Regions from separate parts of the Homo sapiens genome. Here all the other regions are linked to region 2. The links are chromatin contacts, found by Hi-C or POLR2A ChIA-PET in ENCODE. All regions are on one chromosome and are shown on one strand. The core of a region is the stretch at or near the end of the contact, and the rest is flanking DNA. Distances in the headings are between cores, read along the strand shown.

What was found. A loop is a pair of places that touch in the nucleus more often than their neighbours do. ChIA-PET counts read pairs that join two places held with the same protein, here RNA polymerase II (POLR2A). Pooled maps may share reads with other maps.
Region 1: a map of B cell shows a loop between it and region 2 (8-fold over the local background). The contact joins the promoter of MARS2 here to the promoter of WDR75 in region 2. A Hi-C loop is called at or near these places in 2 of 168 maps with a recorded cell type or tissue (B cell and naive thymus-derived CD4-positive, alpha-beta T cell) and 6 of 50 pooled maps.
Region 3: a loop to region 2 is called in a pooled map, with 5 times the contacts of the local background. The contact joins the promoter of PGAP1 here to the promoter of WDR75 in region 2. A Hi-C loop is called at or near these places in 5 of 50 pooled maps.
Region 4: a pooled map shows a loop between it and region 2 (11-fold over the local background). The contact joins the promoter of HSPE1-MOB4 here to the promoter of WDR75 in region 2. A Hi-C loop is called at or near these places in 1 of 168 maps with a recorded cell type or tissue (CD8-positive, alpha-beta T cell) and 5 of 50 pooled maps. POLR2A ChIA-PET finds 5 or more read pairs at or near these places in 2 of 52 experiments (CD8-positive, alpha-beta T cell and T-cell).
Region 5: a loop to region 2 is called in a pooled map, with 7 times the contacts of the local background. The contact joins the promoter of ITPRID2 here to the promoter of WDR75 in region 2. A Hi-C loop is called at or near these places in 4 of 50 pooled maps.
Region 6: a loop to region 2 is called in a pooled map, with 4 times the contacts of the local background. The contact joins the promoter of DUSP19 here to the promoter of WDR75 in region 2. A Hi-C loop is called at or near these places in 3 of 50 pooled maps.

The regions. Positions count from the first base shown.
Region 1 is chr2:197,703,721-197,707,153 of GRCh38, forward strand. MARS2 (methionyl-tRNA synthetase 2, mitochondrial) reads left to right here and starts at 1,649. Exons shown (of 1, transcript NM_138395.4): 1 at 1,649-3,433. The coding sequence starts at 1,686. RefSeq lists a silencer at 1,463-1,702 and enhancers at 1,843-1,892, 1,933-2,052.
Region 2 is chr2:189,439,907-189,443,110 of GRCh38, forward strand. WDR75 (WD repeat domain 75) reads left to right here and starts at 1,568. Exons shown (of 21, transcript NM_032168.3): 1 at 1,568-1,672. The coding sequence starts at 1,587. It also overlaps a transcript of COL5A2 not described here. RefSeq lists enhancers at 434-1,132, 904-1,063, 1,084-1,303, 1,564-1,693, 1,714-1,943 and 1 more.
Region 3 is chr2:196,924,766-196,928,212 of GRCh38, forward strand. It overlaps PGAP1 (post-GPI attachment to proteins inositol deacylase 1), which reads right to left and starts at 1,942. Exons shown (of 27, transcript NM_024989.4): 1 at 1,705-1,942. The coding sequence starts at 1,851. RefSeq lists a silencer at 1,891-2,140.
Region 4 is chr2:197,498,818-197,502,008 of GRCh38, forward strand. HSPE1-MOB4 (HSPE1-MOB4 readthrough) reads left to right here and starts at 1,562. Exons shown (of 9, transcript NM_001202485.2): 1 at 1,562-1,622; 2 at 2,257-2,421. The coding sequence starts at 1,620. HSPD1 (heat shock protein family D (Hsp60) member 1) reads right to left here and starts at 1,023. Exons shown (of 12, transcript NM_002156.5): 1 at 965-1,023; 2 at 1-33. The coding sequence starts at 31. HSPE1 (heat shock protein family E (Hsp10) member 1) reads left to right here and starts at 1,562. Exons shown (of 4, transcript NM_002157.3): 1 at 1,562-1,622; 2 at 2,257-2,421. The coding sequence starts at 1,620. RefSeq lists silencers at 903-1,232, 1,423-1,482 and an enhancer at 1,623-1,682.
Region 5 is chr2:181,890,248-181,893,819 of GRCh38, forward strand. ITPRID2 (ITPR interacting domain containing 2) reads left to right here and starts at 1,483. Exons shown (of 18, transcript NM_001130445.3): 1 at 1,483-2,030; 2 at 2,368-2,413. The coding sequence starts at 1,820. RefSeq lists silencers at 1,360-1,689, 1,980-2,119.
Region 6 is chr2:183,076,748-183,080,364 of GRCh38, forward strand. DUSP19 (dual specificity phosphatase 19) reads left to right here and starts at 2,000. Exons shown (of 4, transcript NM_080876.4): 1 at 2,000-2,412. The coding sequence starts at 2,187.

The DNA.
Region 1 (3,433 bases), core at 399-2,898, 8.3 Mb after region 2:
TCTTTTGCCCATTGCTTGTTTTTATCAACTTTGTTGAAGACCAGATGGTTGTAGGTCATTCTTAAACTGCTGGATTAAATAAGAGCACATCAACTGAGTATCCAAAGTTATTTTTTATATCTCTTATACAGAATTCGATTGGTCCACCTTTCATCATATCACTAGAGAAATCAGATCCAAGTTACCATATGTGTTCAGTCAAAGGTTATTATACAGCAGTCAAAATGAATGAATTACATGCAACATGTATTAAGAACATATGAATGCAGTTACATGCAACAACATGGATTAATATAGCAACAAAATGTTGAATAAAAAGGCAAGTTGAAGACTACATGTAGTATTATATCCTTTTTAGAATATTTAAATGCAAGCAAAATTAAACAATGTTACTTAGACATACTTTGTATGTGATCACACAAATGTGCAAGAACAAAATTCAGGACAATGACTACCTCAGGGAGGACAGTACGAGAAGAAAAGGAGCACACAGATCTAAATCACTGGTAATTTTCTAGTTCAGTGTTTCTCAAACTTTAATGTGCATCAGAATCACCTTAAAATCTAAATTACTGGGCCCTACCCTCAGAGTTTTCTGGTTCAGTATGTGGGGGATGGGGCCTAAGAATATACATATCGAACGAAGTTCCAGGTGCTGCCAGTTCTGCTGCTCTGGGGACCACACTCTGAAACCACTTGTAGTTCTTAGATTGGGTTGTAGGTTCATAGCTGCTCCATTTTATTATTAAATGTATATGCTACTTAAATTAAATTAAAAAAAAAAGATCAAAGATGAGAGTGTGTTATGAACTAGGGATTAACATTAATTCAATTCTGGGCTCCTGAGGTTTCCTCCCCTAAAAAAAATTCTAAGGTTCCATTACTAAAAGCAAACTTGAGAAACACTATTTTAAAAGAACTTCAAGACCATTAAAAAAATTAACTTTTTGAGAAATAAATTTGAAAATTATTCTTTATATGCACAGTGACAGCATATTGCACTCTACTTTCCTGGATCTCAATAAACTTTGGCAAGAACTTGGCAGATCACAAATCTACTTTTGTTGATTCAACAAAAACTGTTTAAAGACTTCTCTTCCATTCTCAGTTCTTATCCTTCTCTCAAAATGCTGTAGGTAATGATTTTTCATCTTTTTTCTCTCTCCCTCCCTTACAGATTGATTTAGGCTCTGAGATAAAATTTAGGTGACATTTTAGATATCGACAGGGCATGTGCAGAGCAATACTCTGTCTTGCAGTATGCCAGCCACGGACGGGGTTTAGACAAACGGCTGAATATAAAACTCTTGCCTACAAGCAGCTCAGCCTAGAGGGGGAAACAGATTCATAAATATAAAATTACAATCCAAAGCAGGAAACACAGTATGTTATACGAAGGCAAAGAGGTTCGTCTTCTTTCATAGCCTCTCCTAAACCCGGCAACTCTGAGCTGTTTTTCTGGCAAGCCGCCGTCCATTGGCGGCCTCTGGCGCCGCGGCTTTCGGCGTGCGGACGGCGCAGGCGCGGGCGGGGCGGGGCCGGGCGGGGAGGGCGGTGAGGGCCGGCGCTCGGGGCCGCGTTTCATTGGCTTTCCGGCCGGAAGCTGCGGCGCGACCCGGCTGCGCATGCGCCTCTCACACGTGCTGTCAGAACGCCGCCTCCTCCGCTTGCGGCCGGTCTGCACCATGCTGCGAACGTCCGTCCTCCGCCTGCTAGGACGCACGGGGGCTAGTAGGCTGTCTCTCCTGGAGGACTTCGGCCCACGCTACTACAGTTCGGGCTCCCTCAGTGCCGGCGATGATGCTTGTGATGTGCGCGCCTACTTCACTACACCCATTTTCTACGTGAACGCGGCGCCGCACATCGGGCACCTGTACTCGGCACTACTGGCGGACGCCCTATGCCGCCACCGTCGCCTCCGAGGTCCCAGCACGGCCGCCACGCGATTCTCCACTGGTACCGACGAGCACGGGCTGAAGATTCAGCAGGCAGCAGCTACCGCGGGCCTGGCCCCGACCGAGCTGTGCGACCGAGTCTCTGAGCAGTTCCAGCAGCTTTTCCAGGAGGCCGGTATCTCCTGCACAGATTTCATCCGCACCACGGAGGCCCGGCACCGGGTGGCTGTGCAGCACTTCTGGGGGGTGCTTAAGTCCCGCGGTCTGCTCTACAAGGGCGTCTATGAAGGTTGGTATTGCGCTTCCGACGAGTGCTTCCTGCCTGAGGCCAAGGTCACCCAGCAGCCGGGCCCATCGGGGGATTCGTTTCCTGTATCTCTCGAGAGCGGGCATCCAGTCTCCTGGACCAAGGAAGAAAACTACATTTTCAGGCTTTCCCAGTTCCGGAAGCCACTCCAGCGGTGGCTGCGGGGCAACCCTCAGGCGATCACCCCCGAACCATTTCATCACGTAGTTCTTCAGTGGCTGGACGAGGAGCTGCCCGACCTGTCCGTGTCTCGCAGAAGTAGCCACTTGCACTGGGGCATTCCGGTGCCCGGGGATGATTCGCAGACCATCTATGTATGGCTGGATGCCCTGGTCAACTACCTCACTGTAATTGGCTACCCAAATGCTGAGTTCAAATCTTGGTGGCCGGCCACCTCTCATATCATAGGTAAGGACATTCTCAAATTCCATGCCATCTATTGGCCTGCCTTCCTGTTAGGGGCCGGCATGAGCCCGCCACAGCGCATCTGTGTCCATTCCCACTGGACAGTCTGTGGCCAAAAGATGTCCAAGAGCTTGGGCAACGTGGTGGATCCTAGGACTTGCCTTAACCGCTATACCGTGGATGGCTTCCGCTACTTTCTCCTTCGGCAGGGCGTCCCCAACTGGGACTGTGACTACTATGATGAAAAGGTGGTTAAGTTGCTGAACTCCGAGCTGGCAGATGCCTTGGGAGGTCTCTTGAACCGATGCACTGCCAAAAGAATAAATCCTTCTGAGACCTACCCAGCCTTCTGCACTACCTGCTTCCCTAGTGAGCCAGGGTTGGTGGGGCCGTCAGTTCGTGCTCAGGCAGAGGATTATGCTCTGGTGAGCGCAGTGGCCACTTTGCCAAAGCAGGTAGCAGACCACTATGATAACTTTCGGATATATAAGGCTCTGGAGGCCGTGTCCAGCTGTGTCCGGCAAACTAATGGTTTTGTCCAAAGGCATGCACCATGGAAGCTGAACTGGGAGAGCCCAGTGGATGCTCCCTGGCTGGGTACTGTGCTTCATGTGGCCTTGGAATGTTTGCGAGTCTTTGGGACTTTGCTGCAGCCTGTCACCCCAAGCCTAGCTGACAAGCTGCTGTCTAGGCTGGGGGTCTCTGCCTCAGAGAGGAGTCTTGGAGAGCTCTATTTCTTGCCTCGATTCTATGGACATCCATGCCCTTTTGAAGGGAGGAGGCTGGGACCTGAAACTGGGCTTTTGTTTCCAAGACTAGACCAGTC
Region 2 (3,204 bases), core at 318-2,817:
CCAACAAAGTCTTTAAAAGATTTATTGTGCATACATCAAGAGACTAAACAAAAAGAGGTTAAGGCTGCAGAATCAAAAGTGATATTTTACACTCCATCCACTGTGACAAAGGGTATCACAGTCATGAAAGAGAAAGCTGGTTACAGCTTGAGATAAACCAAAATTATTAAATATCTCCCTTTCTAGTTCTGGCTCCCCAAATAATAAAGTTTTGAGCACTTTAATAAGCTAGACTCCTCAGTAAAAAGTAAATTTATCCCTGATTTTTACAGTGGTGCTGTCCCAGGATATGTCTTGACCTTTGTGAATATTGTATTTCTCCACCATAAATAAACTTATAGGTATAATCATGTGTGGCTTAATGATGGGGATATGTTCTAAGAAATGCATTTTAGGTGATTTCATCATTGTGTGAATATCACAGAGTGTACCTACACAAACCTAGATGGTACAGCCTACTACACACCTAGGCTGTACGTTATAGCTGATTGCTCCTAGGCTACAAATCTGAACAACATGTTACTGTACTCAATATTGCAGGCAATTGTAACAGAATAGTATTTGTGTATTTAAACACATAAAAGGTACAGTAAAAACACAGTATTATAATCTTACGGAATCACCATGTTATATGCATTGATTGAAAGATCCTTATGTGACATGTGACTATATTTGAGACCTTGGTAATTTTGTGGTAAATCCACAAATCAAGAAGCGAAATCAAAATAGGCAACATAATATACAGGGTCCAAGAATATGATACGTGTAAGTTTACAAAGGAAAACTGGAGATAAACTGGCAAAAATAAACATGTTGAGATTTTAGGGGTTCCTAACCCACAGATTCTATTCACTAATGGGAAAAGGTAAAACTCAGGAAACCAGAGACCAGCGCCCTGAAACCTGGCGGGACTGGCCGAATGTCAGATTAGCCCGAGCAGCTACACTGAACGCTGCGGAAGATGCACCAGAATCCCGGAGTAGGAGCCAGATTTCCAAAGGAAGAAAGCTAGGCCCTAGGACTGTGGAGATTCTGTAGTAACCTAAGCGATGTTCACAAGAACAGAAGAACGGCTAATGAGAGGAACAAAAAGCTGTACAAGGAAGAGAAAGCTACCTTTCCACCCAATAACTCAACGCTGCGACCGAGAAAACCAGGGACGCGAGAGGCTCGCGTCATCCTGCAGCGCCGACACCACAGACACTAGAAAGCGACGCCTCCGGTGGGACGACTGGAGGTCACGTGGTACACTATACGCCACCTTTCCCTTCTGGCGGAAAAAGCCATAGAGTCAGGTTGACAAGGCCTGAGAGAAATATGTCTGTATTAAATAATTGTGTATAGGTATATAATAAAAACTGATTGTCTCTAAATCTCTGTTTTGCTTTCACCTTTTCTTACAAGTGTCTTAGTTTGACATTGCCCACACAAAAGGTGCCTGCACGGAAGCGGAGTCCTACCACCGAGTCTCAGGCCTAGAAGGGCCCGGGGGTGGGTTCTGTGGGCTGGGAACAGCCTTATTACCCGGCTCAACGAAGGAAGTTCAGGGCGGGACCAGAGATTGGCCATTCCGCTACTGCGCAAAGATGGTGGAGGAGGAGAACATCCGCGTGGTTCGTTGTGGCGGCAGCGAGTTGAACTTTAGGAGAGCTGTGTTCTCTGCAGATTCTAAGTATGAGGGGCACCGCGCTTTGTCGGCTGAGGGGCGGGGCGTGAGTTTCTCGAGGGTCGGGGAGAAGGAATTGTCAGTCGCGTTCGGACTCGCCCGCCTGGCGGATATCGGCTTTGGGTAGAGCACGCGCCTGTGGGGGATCCCCAGGGTACCTGGGAGGTCCCGTTACCACTGCAGATTGGGTTGCGTCCCCCGATTCCTGGACAGTTTACCTGCAGGTAGATAAAGGCCCTGGAGCCGGTCTCCGTGTCGAGGATCTGGAAGGTGTTCGGGCGGCTGGAAAATGGTCCAGGGGTGGATGTGTATGCCACTACCTTTGCAGTACCTACTCTTTCGTACAGAATCATGTTTTGGAGTGACTAAAACCTAAAACTATTCCGCTTTTTCTACCCACTCCTCACTCCTGAAGCATAGTGCATGAAGCATAGTGCAGTCTTTTCGGAACTTTACATGAAAACAGATGTTAGATTCTTTATGAGATAAAAATACGCTAAGACTTGGTCTCTTTTCTCAGTGTAGCTGGAAACCAAACCACTCCCTGGCTTCAAAATCCACTTCTTACATTATGAAACCTTTGTAAGTTTCTTAATCTTTGCCTCAGTTGCCATCATCTGTAAAGGGGGACAATATTTAGTTCATCTCACGTGGTTATTGGGAGGATTAAATGCCTCAATATGTTAAAACTACAGACAACAATGCCCGGCACATAATGGCTCAATGTATGTAGCTGTAATCATTATTACTGTATTGTCAGGTTTTCAAATAACTTTAGGTAGGGTGGCACTTAATAAAATCAAAAAACCCTTTCTGCCTTAGAAGAGTAGAGATAGTATTTTATGAAAGTTTGTAGCCTCCACAATATTCTTTTTTTTTTTTTTTTTTTTTTTTTTGATGCAGAATCTCACTCTGTCACCCAGGCTGGAGTGCAGTGGCTCAATCTAGGCTCATTGCAACCTCCGCCTCCCTGGTTCAAGCAATTCTGGTGCCTCGGCCTCCTGAGTAGCAAGTATTATAAGCGCGGGCCACCACGCCCGCTAATTTTTGTATTTTTAGTAGAGAGAGGGTTTCGCCATGTTGGCCAGGCTGCCCTGGAACTCCTGGCCTCAAGTGATCTGCCCACCTGAACCTCCCAAAGTGCAGCGATTACAGTGAGCAACTGTGCCCGGCCCACCCCCACAATATTCTGCATATGAGTGTACGACAGGTAGTTGTTGAAGGTAATGCAAGCATGACTGAAAGAGCTTTTATAAATTGCCTTAGAAGCCAAAAAAAAATGAGTCCTGTGGCTTTGTTGACATTGATCTTATGAATCAAAGGAAGAAACAGGCTTTAAGAGGCTGTCACACTGTGACGCTTCGGACTCATATCCATGTAACCAGTACTGTTCTTATACCTTATTCATTATAATGAGGTCCATTGTGTGTTTGATTTGCTAAGCCCAACAATTCATTTTTTAAGTACTTGTCAACTATATATTATGTATAACATGCTGCAGTGACAAAAACTAAGATAATTTTAATATTGATCCTGCC
Region 3 (3,447 bases), core at 692-3,191, 7.5 Mb after region 2:
CCAGTCAATTTATGAGGCAGGAAATGCGTCTGTGAGATCCATATGCTTTGTTCCCAACGCTAAAGAGAACAATTTCTACTTCTGTGAATATTAAAATAGCTTCAATAATTGTAGGAAATCTAAAAATAAATGGGAATTAGTACTGTACTGTCACAAAATGATTTTAACCAAACTCTTCAATGCGGTACAAAACTAAAGTGACCTACTTCAATCTATTGGGAGTTTCCTAATTATTAAACCAAAAATAAGGAGGGAATTATAATAGCTCTATTTTCAGTTTTTTAAAATACTAAACTAAAAAGGTTTGCTTAGAAATGAACAGAGACGACAGTAACATGTCAAAATCTTCTCCTTCGATAGCATCCCTACCAAATGTTTCCACTCTCTTATCATCATAAATGCAAAACCAAGGTAAGGATCTAAACACAAATGAAATCTAAATTTACTAGAATTTTTCCCATGGGAAAGAATGCTCTTCAGCAATTTAAACCTTAAGTAGTCTTAAGATCAAAATAATAGCAGCGTAATCAAGTAACAGGCTTCCTCCATAATGACTTGTACAAAGAAGCAATCAGGACTTGCATCCTTCACCCTAAAAAAAAAACTGCTGTGATTTTAAGAGTATACTAAAAATGTATTTTATCAATATATGTTATAGTGCATATACATTTTATGGTAGGGAATTATTACAATAGGTAGTCCATAATTAAGAGATGCACTTAGAAATAAAAGAATCATTCGGAAAAATTCTCTTAGGACAGTTGTGTAATTTGTCTGCGCCTCTTTTTACAGCTAGTCATGAATGAAATTCTAGATCCTACTATGCCGAACTAACGAAGCCATTGATTGAAAACATTCAAAATGGCATGGAAGCGGTAGGGGTGGAGAGAGAAGGGTTGGCTCTCTCTTAAACTCCGAACCCAGCGAGAAAACAAAAATAGCACCATGAAATAGATTTTGTATGCAACTATTAAGAGGCTCGGCTGCTGAGAGACATGCATAAACACAGGTATGCACACACACAGGCAAGCCCACACACGCACGGCCCCTTAACCTGCAAAATAAGAGGATCTGCAACATCTTTCCAAGAGGGGATCTAGTTTCCAATTCAATGACTCGCCAGTTTACCCATAGGCAAAACCCTGGAGTCTCTAAAAACAGCCTTGGGAACTATCTAGCCAATATACACTCTGCAGACGCTCGGTCCCTTTCTAGAAATGCGAAATCTGACGAGCAGATCACCGGGCGCGAGGGGAATTTAGGCGCGTGGGAAGCAAAGGAAGGTCCTGGGGCACGGGTTAAGGCAAGAACGCGAGAGGGATGGAGCTTCGGTTTAGGGAGAAGGGTTGAGGCTGCCTCTCTGGGCATGAGGGGGGCTGGGCCCGGCCAGTCAGAAGAGCTTGTGCCCAGGATTTGGGGCTGGGGAGGAGGCGGAGGGACAGCGGAGTAACTACGAGGACGACCACGAGGATGCTCTCGGGAAATCGTCTAACAAACACCCCACCGTGAAGAAGGGACACAAAGGGGAGGTGAGGGGGGCAGAAGGGGGATGCAGAGTCTCCCCGGGCGGAGAAAACAGAGGCGAGGACGGGACAGGGGGCCCGAGAGGCGCAGAGAGCCAAGGCAGGACGAACCCACAGAAGGAAAAAGGCACCAGGGGCCAGAGTCTTGGAGCGCCCGGCTGAGGAGAGGGCAGAACCTTACCTGATACTCCGGGTACTCAAACATGTAGCTCATACTGCACTTATTCTCCTCGAAGCCGAAGAAGACATCCCACAGCCCCAGGGTTGCCAGAAAGACCATGAAGACATAAAACGCCAGGTTCCAGAGATTAACTGAGTGAAGAAACATGGTGCCGCCACCACCGCCGCCGCCGCCGCCGCCCCCTCTACCTCCTTCTCCGCCGCGGGGCCCCAAGCCCGGACTGAGCGTGCTAGACACTGTCCGACCGCCACCCCCGGAGCCGAGCCCCAGCCGCGCGCGCCTGCGCTGATGCCCGGCCTGCCCGTTCGCCAGCCGCGCAGTGCGCCTGCGCGCACCAGGTCCGCGGCGCCTCTGGCCTGGCGACTCCCAGAGCCGAGGGAGGAGTAGGTGTTGCAGCGCGAGCGCGGATCTACGGGAAAGAGAAAGAGGGAGAAAGCAGGGTGGGCTGGGCTGGAGGGTGAGGGGAAAGAAGGGAAGTGGGGAGAGAAAGACGCGAGGAGTGGCTGGCGGGAGGGAAAGAAGAGAGAGAGAGGAAGCATCCAGAGGGGGATGGGCGGAGCGCGGGAGCCCTGGAGACGAGCCGGGGGATTGGGCAGGAGGCGGGTGTCAGATGGGTGAATCTGGGGAGGGGACTAGAGCCCAGAGTCCAGAGGCGATTAAGGACCGAGAGCGGACCGAGAGAGGGGAGGAGGACTTAAAAGCCCAGGGGTCATCAGCTGTCACCTCGCAAACGCCTCTCCCTGCGGCAGTTTAAAAACGCTTCCCGTTCAATTTTGAAAAGACTCAGGCCTCCGCAATTTCGGTTTTCCCAACGGTAGTAGAGCACACTCACAGCTCTCTGGAGCAGTTAGCTTGAAGAGGGAACAAATGGCTTTATTTTCCCTCTTCTACCGCCTACTTGGGCCCAGTAGGTAACAGCGCTTAAAAGCACCGGCTCATTAAAAAAAAAAAAAAAAAAAAAAAAAAAAACACCCGCAAGCCGACGAGATTCTGCTCTTGGTATCAGATGAAAGCCTGAATCACAAAAAGCATCGTTAGTCCTTAAAATATGTTACCAAAATATCTATTAGCACTGACGTCCCCAACAGGTATCTGCGTAATCAGTTTGACGCTGACTCGCCTTGCTCTCCAGAACCTCCATCTCTTGGGGAATGGGTTCCACGTTAACTGGAGGAGGCAATTTCGTCCAGCTTCCATTCAAACTCGCAAATGACTTAATTCGTTTTGAAGAATTTCGGTTCTGTTTTGTACAAAGGAGGAGTTTTTAAAAAAAGCTCGAAATCAATCACTTGTAGCAGCTTCAAAACACTAGAATGTTAGGAAAAAGACATCACTCTTTAAAGCTGACTCAACAGTAGACGGTGTGTGTGTGCGTGTGTGTGTAGTAACCACAGGATTCTTAGAATGGTCTTTGGCACTAAATGAATTTCATTGAACTTGGGCTGATTTTCTGGTATATTTTCTGTGCAGAGGAAGTTTGGCTACAATACATAAAATCAAAGAATTTTAAAACCAAAAGGAAGCTTATAGTTTATCTTGTACAACACCCTGATGTTCAGATTACGAAACTATGAAGAAGAAGTGGAGTGATCCTGAAAATCAAGATAGTCTTTACCCTGCACAGAAACAGTTGCAAGTCTAAACAAACACAGCTAGCTACGGAATGTGGAGTATTGACGGAGAAAGACAGAAATGGGAAAATGCGGAAGCAGTCTCCTTTTTTGTAGGGAGATAAGTCTGGAA
Region 4 (3,191 bases), core at 312-2,811, 8.1 Mb after region 2:
TCTGGCGAAAGACTGTGGGTAACCGAAGCATTTCTGGGGATGGAAGCAAAAAGATCATCAGAACTACCACCCGTGGTGCGCTGCAGAACAAACATGCCCACCTGTGCAACAGAGCAAGCAACGTGAGATGCTGAGCCTGGCTGACCTCCGCCAGCCACTACGCCTGAATGACGGAAGGCGCCGCAGCTTCGGAACATCAGCCACTAGCGCAAGCTAAAGAGGCCGCCCCGGCCGGCGCCTGACCTATAGCACCAGCACAAAGCACATGCGGCTCCTTCCCCACGGCCACCTATCCCTGCCGCCAAAAACGAGTTAATCTTTCACCGCGAAAACGGCCTTGTGGGCAGACCCACTCCAACTGTGGCCCCTGAGAAACCAAGTCAGCCGGAGAGAGGCAAGTTACAAATCCAAGTGACCAGGGAAGTTAAAAGTATTCCTGACGGTGCAAAAAGCCGCTCAGCAAAGTGTCTCCATGGATCCACCCAAGGCTACTGTATCAGAGCAACCAGCAAGGCCGCGATGCTGGGGGCGGCGGCCCGGCCCACTCGGCGCGAGCCCACGTGTCCTTCTTTCCGAACGCCCCCAGCAAGGTCAAGACTGGAGGCGCGGTATCCCAGCTGCCTGCGGGGGAAAAAAGCGGTTCCCTCACGTACACCACCCTCCCCGGTTCCCTGAAGTCGGCCAGGCGCAGGTTGCACCAGCGGGCCTAAGTGGTTACAATCCCCCAAATTCAAACCCCACGAGTTGTCCCTCCCGCGCCCAGCCGAGGTCCAGGATCCGCGTCGCACGTGATGGAACCCGCATGGACCCGCGAGGCCTGGACCCGCAGGCCTGGGCCTGCGGTGCGGCGCGGTGCGGAACTCCAGGTTGTCGCCGCCCGCACCCTCCAGCTGGACCGCAGAGGAGGAAGGCCCACTCGGGGGTCGCAGGAGCCGGGGGGAGGTGGTGCGGGAAGGCCGCGTACCTGCGGGGCGGCGGCAAGGCGTGCGCTCGGCGAGACAGGTCGTCGGCGGCGAGTGAGGGACAGAGTGCAGGGCGCACACCGCAATGAGCCCGTGTCCCCTCCCTCCGCCTCTACTCCCGCCCCGCGGCACCGCGTGTGCAGGCAGCTCCCACCCACTTCCCGTCAGCCCGGGCCCTGCAATCTGCACACCCTGCGCGCGAGCCCCGCCCCTCCCTACCCGCGCAGGGTGTGCTAGCGCGCTCAGCCCTCTCCGGCCGGCTTAGTCTAGTTCCCGGGCCTCGCTCGGTTCCAGAACTTTCCAGAAAATGCCGCGCTCCCTACGGCTCAAGGGTCAAATCGCGTCATTTCCGGGAGGGGACGAAGGGGTAGTTCTTTCACCTCGGCTGGGCGCCTAGAAAAGCCTAGAAACAGCTCCTTTTTTCTTCCGCCTCCGAGTCTTCGCGTCAGCGTCCTGCGCAGGGCCCTTGGGGCGAATCGCGGTGCGCGTCGGGGCGACCGCCCTCCCTCCCTGGGAGGGGCGAGGGGGCTAGCGGCGACCGCTGGGGCGAGCGCGCCTGCGCGCTGGGTGATTTTTTCACGTGTCGCCAGGGCCGGACTGCGAGTCTCTTTGCGGCGCTACACTAGAGCAGAGTACGAGTCTGAGGCGGAGGGAGTAATGGTGAGTCCCGCGTGGCCCCGAGGCCTGCAGGCCCGGGCCTGTCTGAGGCGTACGGGGATCCCTGACGCCCCTCTTTTGTTGGGCTGGGCGGGAGGGATTGGTGGCCACTCAGTGACCAGCGCCCGATGGCACCTTGGAGCGGCAAGGCCCGCCCGACCCTTTTCTCCCCCAGGGCTCTTTGCACGCGCGTGTGCTGCCGGTGTGTAAGGCAGGGGGGCGAGAACCCGGGCGCACGCGCAGCGTCTCACCTGCTTCTGCAGGGCCTTTGTGGATGTGTAATATCTTGGGTAAAAATCATGGTGCCAGGCAGGGAGCTTGACCCAGCGTTTCCTGAAAATTTCTGGAAAAACCTGAAGAAGGAAAACATTTGACCTTGGAATAAACTAAGGTTGACCTTAAAGCTGGTCTGGTTGCTCACCGGAGGAGCGACAACGACCCCTAACAGACGTAAGGAATCGGGAATTAAACTTGGAATATTGGTTAGTACATTCAAATGCGCTTCCTTAACGAATAAGCTGAGGTTTGGTGTTAACTTTCAAAGCCAAAACGTGTTGAGATGTATAGCACGGTGGCGTTGCCTGTTGATAATGTGATTACATTTAGTTTTTGTTTCAAAACATTTCTCTTCCTACAGGCAGGACAAGCGTTTAGAAAGTTTCTTCCACTCTTTGACCGAGTATTGGTTGAAAGGAGTGCTGCTGAAACTGTAACCAAAGGAGGCATTATGCTTCCAGAAAAATCTCAAGGAAAAGTATTGCAAGCAACAGTAGTCGCTGTTGGATCGGGTTCTAAAGGAAAGGTAAATGGGAGCTGCAGTGGAACTATTTTTTATAGTGTGCAGTGGAGGGAAAAGAAGTAATTCTGGAGTATTAAAAGTCGCTTATTAAGTAGAGTTTATGTCGTTTTCAAGATCATTAACTGCTTTGGTTCTAATCTGTTTCTTAAAGGGAAATGACTAATATAAAGTTGCTTATTTTATATGACCAATGCTATGATGCTTATTTTATGTGATAGTTTCAGAGTATTAAAAATTGTCCTCAATAGGCCGGGTGCGGTGGCTCTCGCCTGTAATCTCAGCACTTTGGGAGGCCGAGGTGTGCGGATCACAAGGTCAGGAGTTCAAGACCAGCCTGACCAACATGGTGAAACCCCGTCTCTACTAAAGATACAAAAATTAGCCGGGTGTGGTGGCATGCGCCTGTAATCCCAGCTACTGGGGAGGCTGAGGCAGGAGAATCATTTGAACCCTGGAGGCGGAGGTTGCAAGGAGCCGAGGTTGCAAGGCGCCCCTGCATTCCAGTATGGGGGACAGGGCGAGATTCTGTCTCAAAAAAAAAAAAAAAAAATCCCCTCAATAGCAATTTGGTAGCCTAGTGTGATCAGTGTTTGCCTTACATTCTAAATTTTTAATAAGACAAAAGAGGCTGTGCGTGGTGGCTCACACCTGTAATCCTTGCATTTTGGGAGGCCAAAGCAGGAGGATCGTTTGAGCTCAGGATTCAAAATCAGGAGTTCAAAATCAGTCTGGGCAACATAATGAGACCTCCTGTCTACAAAATAAATAAATAC
Region 5 (3,572 bases), core at 233-2,732, 7.5 Mb before region 2:
CAGCCCTTTCAATGCTTCTTCTTAGGTACCTTCTTTATTCATTCTCTTTTTCATCTTCCACACAGGCAGCGAGACTCTGACCTATTTTGGAGAGCCATTAAACTGTTAGCTGCATCCTACTACAGGACCCTTGAAGGCTGAGAAAGTCTTATAGGTTCAAAGAAAAGATTTTCTAGTAGTGAAATTTCAAGCCATAGAGATATTAATATCACTGTTCTAACTCCCCTGACATTTGGCAGTACATAGATGAGACTCAGGAGAATATTATGATGGTTCTGGAAAGCTAGTCTGGATTTTGGATTTGATCTTGGGGATATTAGTAAACCATTAGAAGATGTCTTGGAATTGTAAATCTAGAGCAATGCGCTAGAAAGGAGATAGGAAAGAATGAAGGCAGGAAAATCAGTGTGCTATTTTAGTAGTCTATGACTTATGTGTAAATGCCTGGACAAAAACTAGGCACTATTTCATCTCCAGAGCATTCTTCATTCCAAATTCTCCAAAAGTTATGGTTTCCTGTAGCTATCAATGACAATGCACTTAATTACCTTGTAATTCGAATGCTTCCATTAGGAATTTTACTATGCTCTGGATTTTAATTTCAAATGAAAAATAATTCCTTCCTTAAAATATTTTGTCTACGCAAAATATTCTTTTCAATCACGTTAAGATTTTAAAAAGTGTTCTAACTTGTTCTTCAGAGCATAGCCAAGTACAATAAAATATTGGAAGCCTTACTTATATGTATAGTTCAGATGTAACATTTAGGGGAACAATGCTGCTTGATAGGTCTGTCACATTGTGTCTGGTTTTGGATAGAATTTGAGTATTTTTGCTAATGAGAATTTAAACATAACAAAACGGAATGCCAAAGCTGGCTTTAAAAAGTTTTGAACCCTGACATCATTTGTTTCTTGTATCATGCTGTCTCACCAAAATCCAAGCAACTATCTCCACATTGTCCCAATTGTTTCCTCTATTCTCCCTCACCAAAGTCCAACTTCAATGTGAAATTTCCAGATTAAATATCCTTTCACAATTCATTTTCATTCATAACATAAACACGATAAATAACTTTAAGTATGAAAGTAGCACTCCAGGAAGCTTAGTCTTTTGCAGTTTTTACATTTTGGCAACACCAATCAAGCACCTCTTTCCGTCCTTACCCCAATTCCTTGGACACTAAAGAGTCTATATTCAGGCGACTCTTTCAAGTGTATGTTTCAGGGTGCCCAAGCAGACACTTGTTTTCTCGCGGGGGATGTTTTGTGAGACTTGGCCTCCCCACTTACGTTCTATTTTTAGGTGAGGGAGGAGGAGGAGGAGAGGAGGAAAGATTATTAACAAACTAATCTTGCCCATTCCGCGGGCAGTAGTCGGGGGCTGGCCTGCTCCGCGTCGCGCCGGGCGCGCCCCGCCCTACCGCGCCCCGCGCGGCCCCGGCCGGAAGGGGGCGTGGGCCGCCGCCGAGGGAAGGCGCGCAGACGCGCAGCGGCCGGCCTGCTCCGGGCGCGTCAGGCAGGGGGTGGGGAGCAGGGGCCGGGCGGGCGCTCGGCTCCCAGCCGCGCTCCCTCGGGCCACTAGCGCTCCCGCGCGCGCCCGGCCGCCTTCATGTGAAGCGCCGGCCCTCCGCCCCTTCCCTCCCCTTCCTTCCCTCCCTCCCTCCCTGTCCCCTCCTCCTCCTCCTCCTCCTCCGGCGCCCGCTTCAGCTCCCCGGGGCCCCCTGCCCGGCCGGGCGCTGACAGCAAGGGCGGGGGTCCCTGCCGCCGCCTTGTCTCGCGCAGGGTCCGGCTGGGGTAGCGGAGCCCCCAGTGCGGCCATGGACCGGCCCCTGTCGTCGTCGGCGGAGGCGGAGGAGGAACTGGAGTGGCAAGTGGCGAGTCGCAGGAGGAAGGCCTGGGCCAAGTGCCGCAGCTCCTGGCAAGCGTCGGAGACGGAGGATCTGTCCACAGAAGCGACGACGCAGGACGAGGAGGAGGACGAGGAGGAGGACCTCCCCGGCGCGCAGCTGCCGGCAGCGGGGGGAAGAGGTCGGTGCTCCCGGCCGGGCTCCGGGGGGAGGCTGGTGGGCTGGGGAGAGTCTCGTGCGCCCTGGGCGCCTGCCACGAGTTCTGGGAGAGCCTCGGGCACGGTAGGCCGAGGGGAGAGGGGACACTTCCGACCTTCAAACGCGCGCGCTGAACGAGGCGCCCCCAGCGTCAACACAGACAACTGGGTGCCATCCGATTTCCCTGCCAAGGGACACTGAGACGTGTCGCTTAGGCTGCATTTGCCGTGGTAGATTTTCCTACTTGGGAGGGTCCAGGGTGACTCCGCCGTCGTAGTGCTCCTGGGTGGTAACGTGCTGTCCCCTCTCTCTACCCCCAGGAAACGTGCCCAACGAGAAGATCGCGATATGGCTCAAGGACTGCCGGTGAGTGCTCCCTGGTCCGCCCGCGTCCCGGGGGAGATCCGTGCGGACGGGACGCCGGAGCAGAGCCACTCGGGCCGCGTCCCTGTGGGTCCCGCGACCGTTGTAAGCTACAAACCGGAAAGTGAGCCGGCGGATAGCTTCCTCCTCTAAGCGATTAGAAATGGAAGTGCTGTGACCGCTGATTATTTGGTGACCGTGTTGACTTTACAGTTAGGACTTGAGCTACTCACGCATCGTGTTAGCATCAGAGATCAGAAATCCAGAACAGATAATCATGCCATATTTGTTCTGTTTTTATTTGAAAGAATTCTCACATCTCGAACAGGATATTTTGTTTTGCTTTAGTTTTGGCATCTGTACAACTGGCACGGAATCATTTTCCTTTCAAATGTGTTTTAGACGAGTTTAATTTACCTAACTACACTAAATGGGCTTTAATTTTGTTTCTGTTTGGGGAGCTATTAAAACTAGCTAACTTTGTACTTATAGTTTACTTCTTGAACATGGAATTGTCAGATGGCACTGGAATTCTCAGGGAATAGAACTTTTAAAAGCATTCAGACTGCATAAATCTGTTTAATTACATGCTTTGGCAACTGGTACAAAAATGTTTGATAAAATACAGAGGAGATGAATCATGTTGCACGTAAATCTGACTACAGCAAAATGTACTTGTTTCTTATTCCACTTTGCTAGTTGTAAAATCAGGAATGTAGCCTTTAAACTTTTGTTGGTGTTTGCTTTCGAGCATATTTTTGCTTTCTCAATTTAGATTTTCTTAATATTTTGTTCAAATATTAGAGTTAGGGTAGTTTGTTTTGTTTTGTTGTGGAAAGTGATTCATATGCCAGTTTGCCTCCTCTAAAGACAGACAAGATATTGGCTACCATGATATTAATGCCTTGTTTTGATGAATCGACTGGAACCTTATTGAACACTCTTTATTACAGAACTCGTACCCTTTATTGGAAGTGTCATAGACCCTTCTGAAATATGATGACATATATGGAATAACTTCTGTTTAAAGATGCACAGAGGCAAATACACTGCTTGAAGTCCTTGGACCCCAGATTTACAATCTAGCTGTAAATCAATCTCCCAGTTTTCAGATAAGCCTTAGATATTAGATACTTCACTCAAAGTATGGATCAAGAAATTG
Region 6 (3,617 bases), core at 750-3,249, 6.4 Mb before region 2:
GTCAAATATGATAATGTGTGTAAAGCATTGTTAAGCAGCTAAGGGATAATACTAAGAATCTAAAATTGTTTATAAGCGCAGTGCCTAGCATGCAGTGAATGCTTAATAGTACTTATTTTTTTGATCATTATTATGATAAATATATGGATTGATTTATGGTTAGAGTTGTTTTTTGATGAGCCTGTGATTGTTGTTTAAATGATGCAAATAATCTCTTCAGTTTTTCATTTTAGGACATCCTGTAGATAGCCTGAGCTTATATATATATATATTTTTCTCTCTCTTTCTTTTTCTTTTCTTTTCTTTTTTTTTTTTTTTTTTTTTTTTGAGACAAGGTCTTACTCTGTTGCCCAGGCTGGAGTACAGTGGCATGATCATGGCTCACTGCAGCCTCAACCTCCTTAGCTCAGGTGATCCTCCCACCTCAGCCTCCCAGGTAGCTGAGACTACAGGCACGTGCCACCAAACCTGGCTAATTTTTTGTATTTTTTAGTGGAGTTGGGGTTTCATCATGTTGCCCAGGCTGGTCTCGAACTCCTGGGCTCAAGCAATCCACCCATTTTGGCCTCCCAAAGTGCTGGAATTACAGGCATGCGCCACTGTACTGGGCCTATTCCTTTTTCAAGAGGGAGAAGTTTGGTTTATATCTCAGTTTGCTCAGGCTGCTCTAACAAAATGCCATAAACTTTGTTGCTTAAACAACCGAAATATATTTTCTTACAGTTCTGGAGGCTGAGAAGTCCAAGATCAAGGTGCTGGCCTATTCAGTTCCTGCTGAAAGCTCTCTTCCTGGCTTGCAGACAGCCAGCTTCTCCTTATGTCCTCATACTGTCTTTCCTTGGTCCATATAGGGGAGCAGGCAGATTTCTTTCAGTTCTCCTGAAGCCACTAAACCCATCATGAGGACCCTACCCTAGGGTCTTAGTCTAATCCTAAATTACATCCCAAAAGTCCCATTTAAATACCATCACCTTGAGGTTTAAAGCTTTAACATATGCATTTTGAAGGGACAGAAATAGTCAATCCATAACAGTTGAATTTTTTTATGTCAGAAAGTTTCAACAACAACACAAATTTTAATATGTGGTATTGGAAGAAAAGTTTTCATAAGTGCAACTTCTTCATTTTATATATGTGTTTATACATTGTGTTGAAATTCATTTAAAATTACATTTACTTTAATAGGGGTTTGAAAAATTTCTCTTTAAAGGAATCTTGTGATTTCTTTTGCAAAACTTTTTTTTGGTAATCAGAATCATCGTTCTATAATTTATTTATCTGTTTTACAAATTTGGATGCTTACACAATTGATTTTCTTAATTCTTCGTATGGATGGACTTGCTGCAATTCTTATTTAGGATGTATATTTACTGTATGAAATGAAAATGTAGGCTGAAAGTCAGAAAATAAATAAATTTTAAGCTCTTGTCAATCTACATATATGAGCATAAATTTTAAAAAATATATCTTTTTTCCCAGTTTATTTAAATTGTTGCCTCACAAATACGCACAACAACTTTATCTAGTAAACGTTCCTCTTGCATTAACAGCAAAAGCAGAAGGTGTGAAGGATACAGGAAGCGAGAAATAACTTTTAACGTCTGCTCTAGCCCTCCTGGACTAGCCTAAAAGCAGACAGGCAGGAAAGGCTTTGGGACATAGGGTGATTTGCAAGGTGACTCCGCCGGTCTCTTTCAAGCGGGAGCGATACACAGGTCAGCCCGGATCGTCCATGGTCACTGCCGTAAGTGACACTAACAGAATATATCAGAAAATCACTGCCTTTAAAGAACCAGGACATATCATTCCTCTCTCCAACGAAGTCTTATATTTTACCATTCTGCGTGTATTAGAAAGCTAAATTTAAACAGCAACAATAAGAAATCTTCCCCAGTGGATCCCTCGAGCCTTTCGGGAAAATGCAGGTTTCTGGCTGACAGGAAGAAGAAACAGCATCCAATCGGCACTTGTGTCTCAATGACCAATCAAATTTCGCCTTACATTGCATCGCTGGGATAAACGGAGCTGGACGACTCAGTCTCTTGGTCTGTGGCTGCTGCGGTTACCTGGATGGGCGAGCACCTCTGAGGCTGGCTTTGTTACCTGGGCAATAAGGGACTAGCAGTTCAGCCGTTTTCTATGCCTGCTGGATTTGTTTGTATTTGTTCCCAGCCACTGCTCATGTAATGTACTCCCTTAACCAGGAAATTAAAGCATTCTCCCGGAATAATCTCAGGAAGCAATGCACCAGGGTGACAACGCTAACTGGAAAGAAAATTATAGAAACATGGAAAGATGCCAGAATTCATGTTGTGGAAGAAGTAGAGCCGAGCAGTGGGGGTGGTTGTGGTTATGTGCAGGACCTTAGCTCGGACCTGCAAGTTGGCGTTATTAAGCCATGGTTGCTCCTAGGTGAGTATATCGACTTGCCACTAGATCATTGAGTCCTTTTAGCCAGATTACGTTCTCATTTTCCCCCTTTATGCGTAATAGTCTGTATTATCAGCTATCCTGCCGAAAAGCTGAACTGTTTCCTTTTTTGGATATGGAACTTCCATTAGCCAGCTAGAGCCGTTTCTGCCTCACAGTGTACCCATAAGAAGCATAGATGCTATTCTCGTAGCACTTGGCACTGCATATTTGAATTTTAGAAAAGCTTTCTTCCCGTTTCTCTAACTTCTCTGGAGAATAACACATTGATGTTGTGTTTTCTTGGCTTATAAAAAATACAGCTTGAAAAAAAAGGAATGAAAAAAGAATGTTTGTATCAGGCAGAACTACAAGTGACAATGGTTAAAGTTATAGAAAAGTTAATACTCGAAATAGTCCTGTGCTTGCTGGCCTGCGCAGCTCTTACAGACCGTGCGGAATACATGCCTCCTGTGGCCACGTCTGTTCATGGTGTCTGTTTTTGGAGTGTTTAAGAGAAGGAGATCTTAAGATCTTATGATTTATTTCGTATTATGGAAATACTGAGCCCCTATACAAGCATAGTTCACAAATAGCAAATGAAGCAAGGTTATAAAAGTGCAAACTTGTTAATTTGGCAAGAATATGGTATGGTGTTCTTAAAAAAATAGTCAAGAATGTTTTCAAGTACGTCTGAATTATTTCTATTTATGAATAGAGAAATTAAGACTTGGAAAGACTAAATGACTTATCACTATGCAGCTAAGGCATTCTTGAATAGAGAGAAGACTGAGAAATAGCCCAGGTGCTGTTCACCTAGTGTCTTACTCCTTTGAGGAATCCTGTGAAGTAGGGATTATCAGCTTTGTTTTACAAATAGAAACCAGGATTTAAAATTGGTGAAGTAATTTACACAAGGTAACACACCTGGTAAATAACAGACGTATGCATCAAGCCCAAGTCTGATGGACTCCTGCTGTCCATTGTTATACTAGGCTGCCTCACATAGACCAAGTTTTCAATCCTGCTCCGCCTCTAATTTACTAGATTAGCTGGTGCAAGCCATTTATCCTTTCTGGTCCTCCAAAAAGCCATTTGTAAAGATGAAGTAACAGTATCTGCTTATGTCATAGGATCCTCCTGAGGTTGTTGTAAAAGGTTTTTGATGCAAATCAATTGCAGTGTACATATAAGTTATTAAATATTAT